Regions from separate parts of the Mus musculus genome. Here region 2 is linked to region 1. A link is a contact called in ENCODE Hi-C or POLR2A ChIA-PET data. All regions are on one chromosome and are shown on one strand. The core of a region is the stretch at or near the end of the contact, and the rest is flanking DNA. Distances in the headings are between cores, read along the strand shown. Region 1 holds the start of Sdc3 (syndecan 3). Region 2 overlaps Gm42316 (a long non-coding RNA gene).

Region 1 (5,658 bases), core at 2,485-4,984:
TAGAAGACAGTTTCACAGAGGTACAAAGGACTGGGGAAAGACGCCTCAGCCAGCCCGTGGGGATCAGCTGCGTGCTAGGCTGTATCTGAGCATGTCCTTGGCATAGACTGTGGCTCCCTCAGTAACTCTTTAATTCACTCACCAAACACTTCCCAACACATCCTGGGGGTAAGAGCAGAGGCCAAGGTCCAGGTTCCCCTGGCTGGGCTTCGGTGGTAAGATGGTGGGGGTTTTGTGTGTGTGTGTGTGTGTGTGTGTACTCTTAGTTTGCTTTCTACTGCTGTGATAAAATGATCAAGAGCAAGGTGGGGAGGAAAGGGTTAACTTTGTCTTACAGCTCCCAGGTCACCCTCAGTCACTGAGGGAAGTCAGGGCAGGAGCTCAAGGCAGGAACCTGGAGGCAGGAACCGAAGGAGAGAATGTACACTTACAGACTTGTTCCCCAGGGTTTGCTCAGCCTGCTTTTCTTCCCTCCCTCCCTCCCTCCCTCCCTCCCTCCCTCCCTCCCTCCCTCCCTCTCTCCCTTCCTCCTTCCTTCCTTTCTCTCTCTCTCTTCCTCCTTTCCTCCCCCTTCTTCCTTCCTTCCTTCCTTCCTTCCTTCCTTCCTTATTTCTTTTTTATTTTTTTGAGACAAGGTTTCTCTGTGTAGCCTTACCTGTCCTGGAACTCACTCTGTAGACCAGGCAGACCTTAATAAATCAGGAGTATGTCTGCCACTGCCTCTGTCTTTTGACTAGCCAGGATTAAAGTCATGTCACTACCACCTGACTTAAATATTTTATTTATTTATTTATTTATTTATCTATTTATTTCTATGTGTAAGAGTGTTATGCCTGCCTGTATGTTTGTGCACAGCATTTGTGCCTAAGGAGGCCAGAAGAGGGCATCTGACCCACAGGGACTGGAGTTACAGGCAGTTGTGAGTTGCCTTGTGGGTGCTGGGAATTGAACCCAGGCCTTCTAGAAGAGCAGCCAGTGCTCTTAATCACTGAGCCATCTCTCTACCTCCAGCCTGCTTTCTTATACATCTGCAAAGGGATCACACCATTCACAGTGGACTGGGCTCTTCCACATTCTCAATCATTAATCAAGTAAATTCCCCCATCTGTCTATGGGCTAAGCTGATGGAAGCATTTTCTCAACTGAAGTTCCTTCTTCCCGGGTGACTCCAGCGTGTGTCATCTTAACAGCTGCCCAGTTCTTCAGCTCTGAAAAATGGGTTGGTGTCCTGTCAGAGAGAAGGGTGGAGGACAGGCGGCCTGGCTAGAGCCCTGCAGTTGTCCACTGAAAATCTGGACTTTCCCAGTTCCAGGAAAGACAGAAGGACTGGGGTGGGCGTGGTCGGGACTGTTTCTGCCTTTGGAGTCAAGAAGTCTTTGCCCGGTGACCTGCGGCTGGATGAAGGCAGTTTCTGGAGTCTGTTTGGATGAGGGTAGCACAGGGAAGGAGACATTCGTGTTCTGGGGATGTGATAAGGACACACACGGTGGTATAGGCAGGGTGACCTGTGATGTTCCAGGGACTAAATGTGCATCTCAACCCAGTCTGTGACTATACCTATAACAAGCAGCAGGTGGCGCTCCTAGCCCAAGATTCCCCACAAGGCTTCCTGCCGGGATCTCAGTAAAGGGGGTTTGCAGAATGAGGAAGGCAAGGCTGGGCCATGCTCCCTGGCAACCTGGTAGGCTCCTTTGAGCAACACTGTCAGCCTTGCTTGCCTCCCAGCATGGGCAGCTCAGTACTTTGCCCATCAGTCAGATCCAGCTGCCCCAAGGTTTTCTTTGCACCAAGTTGACATGCCACTCCTTGGGTCTCCTTCTTGATTCCAGCTAAACCTTTTTGTTTGTTTGTTTGTTTGTTTGTTTTTTTTTTTTTTTTTCAAGACGGGTTTCTCGGTATATCCCTAGCTGTCCTGAAATTCACTTTGTACACCAGACTGGCCTTGAACTCAGAAATCTGCCTGCCTCTGCCTCCCAAGTGGTGGGATTAAAGGCGTGCACCACCACCGCCCGGCCCAGCTAAACCTTTGAGAGCACCTCAGAACCAGTCCCAACCACATTGATTGAACTCCCAGTACACGAAAAGGAAGAGCTCACAAAAGCTTCCCAGCCTGTCCCCTGACCTGGTACACACAAGGCATTCAATATGTTTGTTGAATGAATAAGTGAAGCCCATATGGTCTTCATTTCCATCAGACATTGGGGAATAGGCTCAGAGAGGTGAAGTTGTACAAACAAGTACCAGAGCCCATGGTTGTCAGAACCAGGATTTGAACCCAAGCACTTGCTTAACCCAAAGCTAGAGTCCCTCAGCTCCTGGCTATGCTAGTGATAAAGCCAGTTCCTGATTCCTAGGCAGGTCAATCTTTTCATGTTGTATTCTTCAAGGCATCTTAGCTTCAAATGCCAAAACGCATCGAATGGGATTGATTTAAAAGACTCTTTGTGAGGGCCTGGGGATGTAGCTCAGTTGGTGGAGCACATGCCCTTCTGCACAAAGCTCTGGGTTCGGTTCTTAGCACAGCACAAATTGGATGTGATGGAGGTAGTAGGAATAGATGTTCAAGGTCATACTCAGCTACATCACAAGTTCAAGGTCAGCCTGAAAGTCCATCTTCCTTAAAAAAAAAGTGTCAACATTTATTTTTATCATTTTTAAAGGATTTATTTTTATTATTCGTGTGTATGTGTGCACACGCGGGCATGCGTGTCACACCTCTGCACATTAATGCAGGTGTCCTTGGAGGCTAAAGGTATTAGATCCTCTGAAGCTGGAGTCACAGGGCGTTGTGTCTAGCCTGGTGTGGGTACCGGGAACTAGTCACTTACATCTTTAAGTAGTATGCTGTATCTCTCACCAGCTCTCCCTCCCCTCTTATATTTGAAAATACAGAGACTCAGTATGTAGCCCAGGCTTTGAGATCCCTCTGCCTCAGCCTCCTAAGTCATGAGTACTGGGGTTACAGGCAGCTACTACTCAGGCTTGGCTCGTTCTCAGCGATCTGTAAGCCACAGAGTGGACGCCCCCCCCCCCCCAGGATGTCTACCGAGGTTAGCTAGGCAAGCCTTGCATACCTGTGATGCCCCAGCCTCTCACTCCCTCTGGGGAACCCATCTCACACTCTGCCTTATATGGTGCGGAGCTTCATGCTCTGGGTTTCTTTCCAAGGACACATGGCCATCAAATGGATAGTGCCGATTGCAGGGACATCAAAGGGTGTCCTGCTCAGCTCACATGCCAACTAACCAACGCCTACCCTTACCAGCCTCCCCGGAGACCCCTTAGTGCAACTGAGCCCCTGTGAATGGGAAACTGGAGACTTCACCAGCGTGTGAGCAGCAGACGCGTGCTGGTGTTCGCCATGCGTGCCTGTAGCTGACCCAAGCCCCTGCTTCCTGAACTCAGGGTGGCTAGGGGCCTGTGTCTCTCAGACAAACAGGCCAAGGAGAAGCTCAGGAGGACCAGGGGGAACCCCGAGTCGGGGTCCTCTGACACCACCCTACTGGGAGCAGAGAGACCCGGGGTGCTGTCTGGAAGAGCAGGTTCTCCCGCGGCTCGCACACGGCGTGCTTCGCGGATCCACAGTAGGGGGGCAGACGTCAACGCCCCTCGCCCCCCCCCCCCTGCGCGGGGGGAAACTGAGGCCGGGGGCGGTGTCGCGTGCCGGTGTCGCCGCGGCCCCGCCCTCCTGCTCGCCCCGCCTGCGCGGGGGGCGGCGGCGGTGGCGGCGGCGGCGGCGACGCTTCCTGCGGGCGCGGCCGCTGTGGGCGCGGAGCCGCGAGCGAGCGAACGAACGAGCGAGGCGGAGCCGGCGGCCGAGGAGCCGAGCGCAGGTCCCGCGCAGCCCGCGCCGCGAACAAAGGCCGCCATGAAGCCCGGGCCGCCGCGCCGCGGGACCGCACAGGGGCAGCGCGTGGACACCGCCACCCATGCGCCCGGGGCCCGCGGGCTGTTGCTGCCACCGCTGCTGCTGCTGCTGCTGGCCGGCCGCGCCGCGGGGGTGAGTGATGGGCCCCAAGAGGGTCCCCAGCGTGTACCCCGCGTGTCTTTGCGTGTCCCCTCGTCGCGCGTGCCGCGCTGGGTGTGTCCCGGTCTCATGGGGTCCCCTCCCCGCCGGGAAGCGTGTGCGTCCGGTATCCGCTGGGGTCGCCTTCTCCCCACCCCCACTCCATCCCAAGCTGCCTGCAGGGCCTTGGGGGCATTGGAGGAGGAGGGGGTGGGTCGATGAAGGTGACCCGCGAGGGTGAATGAGGGTGACCCTGTGTGTGTGTGTCTGCTTCTAAGAAGGGTGCGTGGGCACCTGTGGGTGTGGGCACGGGAGAGGCTCTGTCCATATGGCTGGATGGCATCCGCATCCCGCTCCACACTAGGGTGACCCATTCTGCACGCTGTGTTCCACCATGGCCAAGGCTGTGTGACTGTGGGTGAGGGGGTGTGTGCTTTGACCCATGGACCTGTGTGAAAGCACACGTATGTGTGTGCAGGTGTGTAGCGATGGTGGACCTGGCTCAGCTCCCACCCCAGAAGACATGGGTGTGTGTGCCATCAGAGGTGGGTACCAGGTGACCCCTGACTGTCCCTTTGAGAAACCGAAGTAGCTAAGGGATTGAACTTGGTTCTGGTTTCACTAGCAGAACGGGAGGAAGAGGGTCGGTCCTGCAGGTGGATGAGCCGGGTCCCTGCTCTGAGGAACCCAGCTCCCAAGTGAGTTCTGAGTTGACAGGTGTCTAAATGTGGGCTGAGTGAGCTGGGGAGTTCTAGGTCCTACCCCCATGTGGCTGACTCCAGGAGCAATGGCTGTCCCTACCCACTCAGATGACCACCAGAGCCCAGGCTGGCCGGCACGCCCCTTCTCTCCTAAGCAAGGTGGCCAGATTGTAGGGAGGCAGGCAAGACTCTGAGCTGCCCTGACAACTGTTAGCTTTGGGGAGGGGACCCCAAGATAGTACCTGGTGGTCGGTTCATGCCTTGCCCTTTTTTTCTTTTCTTTTCTTTTCTTTTCTTTTCTTTTCTTTTCTTCTTCTTCTCTCTCTCTCTCTTCTTCTTCTTCTTCTTCTTCTTCTTCTTCTTCTTCTTCTTCTTCTTCTTCTTCTTCTTCTCCTTCTTCTTCTTCTTCTTCTTCTTCTTCTTCTTCTTCTTCTTCTTCTTCTTCTTCTTCTTCTTCTTCTTCTTCTTCTTCTTCTTCTTCTTCTTCTTTTTCCTTTTTTTCCTGATGGGGTGAGGGGAGAGGTTCCTGAGCAAAAGGCAGCACTACCCACACTGGCAGTGGGAACTGCTTTTCAGCAGCATTATAGAAAATTACCCTTGACATCAAAGATCTGGTTTCAAAGTCCAGTGAAGACCACCACCCAATCACAGTGAGGTCTTGAGCCAGCCTGGCCACTCCTCTGAGTCCCAGCTTTCCTCTCTGCAAAGACGGACTAAGGGTGCCCTCCGGGGAGGCAGAGTGGACACAGAGGCACCTTTGAAGGCATTTTGGTGTTGAGTACAAAGGGCTCAGGACAAATGGCTTCACTGGAGCTACTGTCCCTAGGAAGGAATAATACACATTCTACCCGTAGTGAAAGGATTCAGGGAGATTTTTGAGGACTCAGCACATAGTAGGGCTTCAACCAGGTAGGTGTGAGGGCAAAGTGGAGCTGGCATGATTGAGACTGA
Region 2 (5,192 bases), core at 8-2,507, 37 kb after region 1:
CCTGGGAGCCAGGAGGGGCTGGGGAGATGGGTCAGCGGATAAAGCACTCCGTCACACAAGTGTGAGGACCGTGGTTCGAACCCTAGGAACTCATAAAGCCAGGTGTGGTAGCTCTTGTGTGTAGTCTCCACATTTATACAATGGAATGCACAGAGATGGAAGTCTCTGGATTCTTGCAGGTGAGCTAGCCTGGGATACTTAGTAGTGAACAAGGCACCCTGCCAAGCAAGACAAGGCAAGGAATACCACCTGTGGCATGACACATGCATGCCTGCACGCATGTGCACGCAGGCACGTGGGCACACACACACTCACTCACTCACTCACTCACTTACTCATTCACGTATACATGCATGCACATGAACACACACACCATAGTCAGTCAGACTGTGGGGCCACTAGTCTGGCAGGGAGTTTTTTTCTTCTCAGCTGTTGCCTCTGGGCTCCAAACCTCCCCACTGTGTGGTAATTCTGAGGCCCCCCAGGGCCTCAATGAGGGGGGGTTCAGATGGCTTGTTTCCAGGAGGCTCCATCAACTGCCTGGGTACTTTCTGCTGCGCGTTTGAGCAGCAAACACTTTATTCTCCGCGTGGTAGAGTAGCAGGCTCAGTCTTGGAGCAGCTGTGTGTGCTTGTGCATGCTATTGCCCCTCTCTGAGCCCAGCGTCCCTATATGTGCACAGAGGACCTGCAGTGTGAGGGTCTTTGCAGAGCAGGCTCTGCCGTGACTTCGTGCTGTGAGTGAGATGCTTCAACTCCAGCGGTTCCACCGGGAAAGTGGAGACCATAGAGGTTGCCTGGTACGCACAGTGGCACAGTGCTAAGAACCATGTTAGGTGTGGAGAAGACACTGGGTAAGTGGGGGCTATTATTGTTGTTGCTGTTATTGTGATGGCGATGATGATGGTGATGATGGTGACGATTTAATAGCTTTTTAGGTAGTCTAGGGTAGCCTACAACTTGTGACAATCCTCCTCCCTCAGACTCCCAAGTAATGAGATCACTGCAGATCTCCTCTTGGCTAGGCCTGGCATACTGCCTACTGAGTGAATAAATGACCTGAACCTGGGCACGGATCACGTGACTTATTGCTGACGTAGGACAGACCCTGACTTGGGCCACGAGAGCCAACCCTCATCTGGAGCAGCACTCTTGTGAGGAGCTGGGGGCCTCCCCTCTGGGCCTCGGGATGAGAGGGGGAAGAATGGCTGTTTGTTTCTGTAAGTCCAAGAGGTCACAGAGGCCAGCCCGAGCCTCCTTGGGAACAGAGTGTGCTCTGCTTCCGGAGGCCACCCACCTTGTTCTGCTGGGCTGAGGGTGGGCTGGCGGCCATTAGAGGGTCCAGACTGCTTTCGCTAGATCCTGAGCCCCATCTCCCTCTGGAAGGAAGGAGGCCAGGCCTGCTGTGGGAACGGGGTGGAGAAGAGGGATCTGTTGGCAGAGGAGGCTGGGCCAGGCTCCCTGGTATGGCTGTACTCATGCACACTCTGTCCTTGCGGAGTGCATTTGCAGGTGGAGAAACTGAGGCTCCAAGGATGCAAAGCCCTACAGCTGAGAGGGTGCAGGGCACCCAGGCCAGAGCCCAGTCTCTCTCCTCCTCCCCCATCTCCTCCCTCCAGCCAGCAGCTGCGGAGCCACAGGAGCGGTAGGTGTGATCCAGAGACTGGAAAAAACAACAACAACATGTGACATCACGGGGGCGGGGCTTCCCCCGTCAGTGCCTCTCCCACAGGCGCTGTGCTTAGTTCTTACACAGACTCAGCACCCTCATCTCATAGCCAACATTGGCTTCATCAGCAAAACCCAAGCTATGAAACGTTCCATCAAATGGTCCACTGCCTTCAATAAATCATTTGTTTTATTTAGAGAGAAAGGGACTTAGGATATATAGAAAATGTACACAGATGTATCCAATGCATATTTACTAGAACAAAGGTAGACAGCATTTCTGAGGATGGACACCTGAAGCTGACCTCTGACCTCCACACGTAGTCCATCTATGGACACAGCACGCTCACATGCAGATATACTAAAGACAAAGAAAACGAAAAACAACTTTCTGAGATGAGATCCTGCCGTGGTACCCAGACTGGTCCTGAATTCTGAGCTCAAGCGATCCTCCTGCCTCAGCTTCCTGTACCTTGGACCATACGTGTGCACCCACCTAAAGACTAGAAACAAGATTAAAAGATGTGGTGGCCAAATACTGTAGAAACTTGATATAGATCCTGTTTCAAATAAATCATATTTAAAAGTGACAGTTATGACACAGGTGGAAGTCTGAGCTCACTGGAGTCTAGATAGCCTGAGTTTGTATTTAATTAATTTGCTGTGACAGTCTCCTGAAGCCCAGGCTAGCCTCAACCTTCCTAGTAGCCCAGAATGACCTTGAACTTTTGATCCTCCTGCCTCCACTAGCCAAGCATGGAGCACCACACCAGGTTAGTATGGAGTTGGGGATCTAACCCAGGGCTTCATGTGTGCTAGGCCAGCACTGCGCACAGAGCCACAGCCCAACCCCACTCTCTTTAATATTTAGAACATTTTCAGCCAGGTAGTGGTGGTGCACACATTTAGTCCCAGCACTCGGGAGGCAGAGGCAGGCAGATTTCTGAGTTCGAGGCCAGCCTGTTCTACAGAGTGAGTTCCAAGACAGCCAGGGCTACACAGAGAAACCCTGTCTTAGGAAAAAAAACAAAACAAAAACAAACATTTCCATCATTTGCTTTTTCTTTTTCCTTCCCTTCCCTCTCCCCTTCCTTCCTTCTTTTATTTGTTATGGTGGTCGTGTGTGTGTGTATGCATGTATGTGTGTGTGAATGCAAGTATGTGTATGTGAGTGCATGTATGTGTGTGAATGCATGTATGTGTGTGAATGCATGTATATGTGCTTGCCTGTGCATGTGGATGTAGAGGCCAGAGGGTTGCTATTGGGCATCTTCCTCCATTGCTTTCCCTCATTGTTTAAAAATTTTATTGTGTTTATGCATTGTGTGTGTTTGTGTGTATATGTGGGCGCACTCGTGCCTTGGTTCACATGTAGAGGTTAGGTGACAACTTGTGAGAGCTTGCTCTCTTGTTCTACTGTGTCAGTACTGAGGACTGATCTTGGGTTGTCAAGTTTGGTAGCAGGGACCTTTACCTGCTGAGCCATCCTGCCAGCTTTTCCTTCTTTATCTTTCAAGACTCTATCATGTATGTATGTATGTATGTATCTATGTCTATGTATATATCTATGTATCTGTCATGTGTGTACATATCTGTATATGCCTATGTTTCTTTGAATGTATGTATCTATCATGTATGTGTGTATGTATCTATATTTGTCTATGTATCTATATAACTATCTATAATGTGTGTGTCAATCATGTATATATGTATATATATATCTACCATATATATGTATCTATTTATTTATCATATATGTATTTATCATGTTTGTTTGTATGTCTGTATTATGTATGTGTGTGTCATCTATCTTTTTTCTCTCTCCTTCCCTCTCTCACTGAACCTGGAACTTGCCATCTCAGTTAGACCAGCTGGTCACTGAGCTCTGGAGATCCGCCTGTCTCTCCTCTCTTCTCCCACTCAGCGCTGCAGCTACAGATGTGAACTTGGCTTTTTGTGTGAGTACTGGGCATCCAAACTCAAGTCCTGATGCTTGTGTGGTGACTTTGCTGTCTGAACCATCTTGCTAACCTTACTTTCATAATTTTTATAACACACACACACACACACACACACACACACACACACACACACATTTCATATAGTACTAGGGCTTGAACCTAAGGCCTTGGGCAAACTCTGCTAACTGAGCTACACCTCAGCTCTGTGTTTGTATTTTTGTCCATAAGATGGTTCTGTTTTTCTACAGAGGACAAACTAGCTCCTAAGGGCTGTGGGGAACTGGAGGGGGACCTGTCCCAGTAGAGGCAAAGCTGTGCGCCCTCTGTCCGTGCTGCTACCTCCCAGAGTCATGCTGCTCTCAACCGTATACCATCCATTTCCAGTCGGTCAGCACCTCCAGGTAAGAGAAGCAACTTTCGAGCTGGCCTCTGACAACAGGGAAGCACACGGAACCTCTCAGATAGCCACAGCTTCAGAGACCCCTTCCCACAGAATCATGAGAAGGAACCTTCCCAAGGAGTGGTGGGCTGAGCCCCGCTCAGTTCCTGGGGACTCCCGACCCTGGCTTCTGGGATGACGGCACCGTCTTTGAAGGATGTGTGATTTGTGTCTTTTCCTCAGCCCAATGCCAAGGCCCTACCTCTATACTCCCATCATGCCTTGCTGTAAATATTGCTGCTCGCCCTCATCAGCCAAATGTGATATAAGAAGGGAGCATGGACTAGCAGACACAGGTCCTTCCTGACTGTCTATGGGGTGGGGGAGTGGGGTCATCCCATATCCTGCTACCCTTAGCCTTGGCTTCATCCCCTATATAGAACATTATGCCTCTTACTAGACATAGACAGTCCAAGCATCTGTTAGTGTTGGGCAATTAGAATAGTGCCTCTGGCAGATGTTAAATGAGTTCATATGTTAGATGGTTCTTTTTTTTTTTTTTTTTTGACATAGGTCACTATGCTAGCCTTACATTACCAGGTAGCCCAGACTAGCAACCTCCTGTCTCCTGCATGCTGGCATGACAGAGGTGCACTACCATGCCTCGATCTCTTTTCGTTTTTCTTTTTGAGACAGGGTTTCTCTGTGTAGTCCTGGCTGTCCTAAAACTCTTTAGACCAGGCTGGCCTCAAATTCAGAGATCCGCCTGCCTCTGCCTCCCCAGTGCTAGGATTAAAGGTGTGTGCCACCATCACCCGACTCACTTCTCATTTTGAGACAGGATCTGACTAAGCTGTTCAGGCTGACCTTGAATTTGTGATCTTCCTGCCTCAGCTTCTGGAGTAGCTGGAATGATAGGCCTGGGCCAACATACCCAACTTGGGTTTTGAAGGCTATTCAGGAGTTCTCTATGAAAAGAAGAGAGAAAAAAGGTACTTTCTAAAAGAGACAGAAGTATGGAAAGTATCCTAGTATGGCTGAGGATGGACAAATCCAAGGCAAGGGTGGATGGAACACAGAGTTTGCTGGGCACCTATGCAACCCCATACAGACTGGCTTGGAGTTTATAAACAGCCTGGTGTGGGTGTGTATACTTGAGCATGTGTGTTTTCTGTGCTGTCCACA

Evidence for each region. Hi-C counts contacts between places; a loop is a spot of excess contacts on that map. ChIA-PET counts read pairs that join two places held with the same protein, here RNA polymerase II (POLR2A).
Region 2: a loop to region 1 is called in a map of heart, with 2.9 times the contacts of the local background. The contact joins the enhancer-like site here to the promoter of Sdc3 in region 1. A Hi-C loop is called at or near these places in 8 of 37 maps with a recorded cell type or tissue (Patski, adrenal gland, gastrocnemius and 1 more). POLR2A ChIA-PET finds 5 or more read pairs at or near these places in 2 of 5 experiments (Patski and embryonic stem cell).

What each region holds. Positions count from the first base shown.
Region 1 is chr4:130,788,803-130,794,460 of GRCm38, forward strand. Sdc3 (syndecan 3) reads left to right here and starts at 3,735. Exons shown (of 5, transcript NM_011520.3): 1 at 3,735-4,000. The coding sequence starts at 3,869.
Region 2 is chr4:130,827,839-130,833,030 of GRCm38, forward strand. Gm42316 (a long non-coding RNA gene) reads right to left here. Exons shown (of 3, transcript XR_881441.3): 2 at 4,875-4,975; 3 at 1,970-2,028. Among named protein-coding and RNA genes, the nearest start is that of Gm42316, 5.3 kb to the right of the region's middle. Within about 2 kb of position 1,258, at least 1 of the 3 ENCODE cell types and tissues checked has a DNase peak (open chromatin) inside an H3K27ac peak, as active enhancers do; it is heart, where a contact is called at or near this core.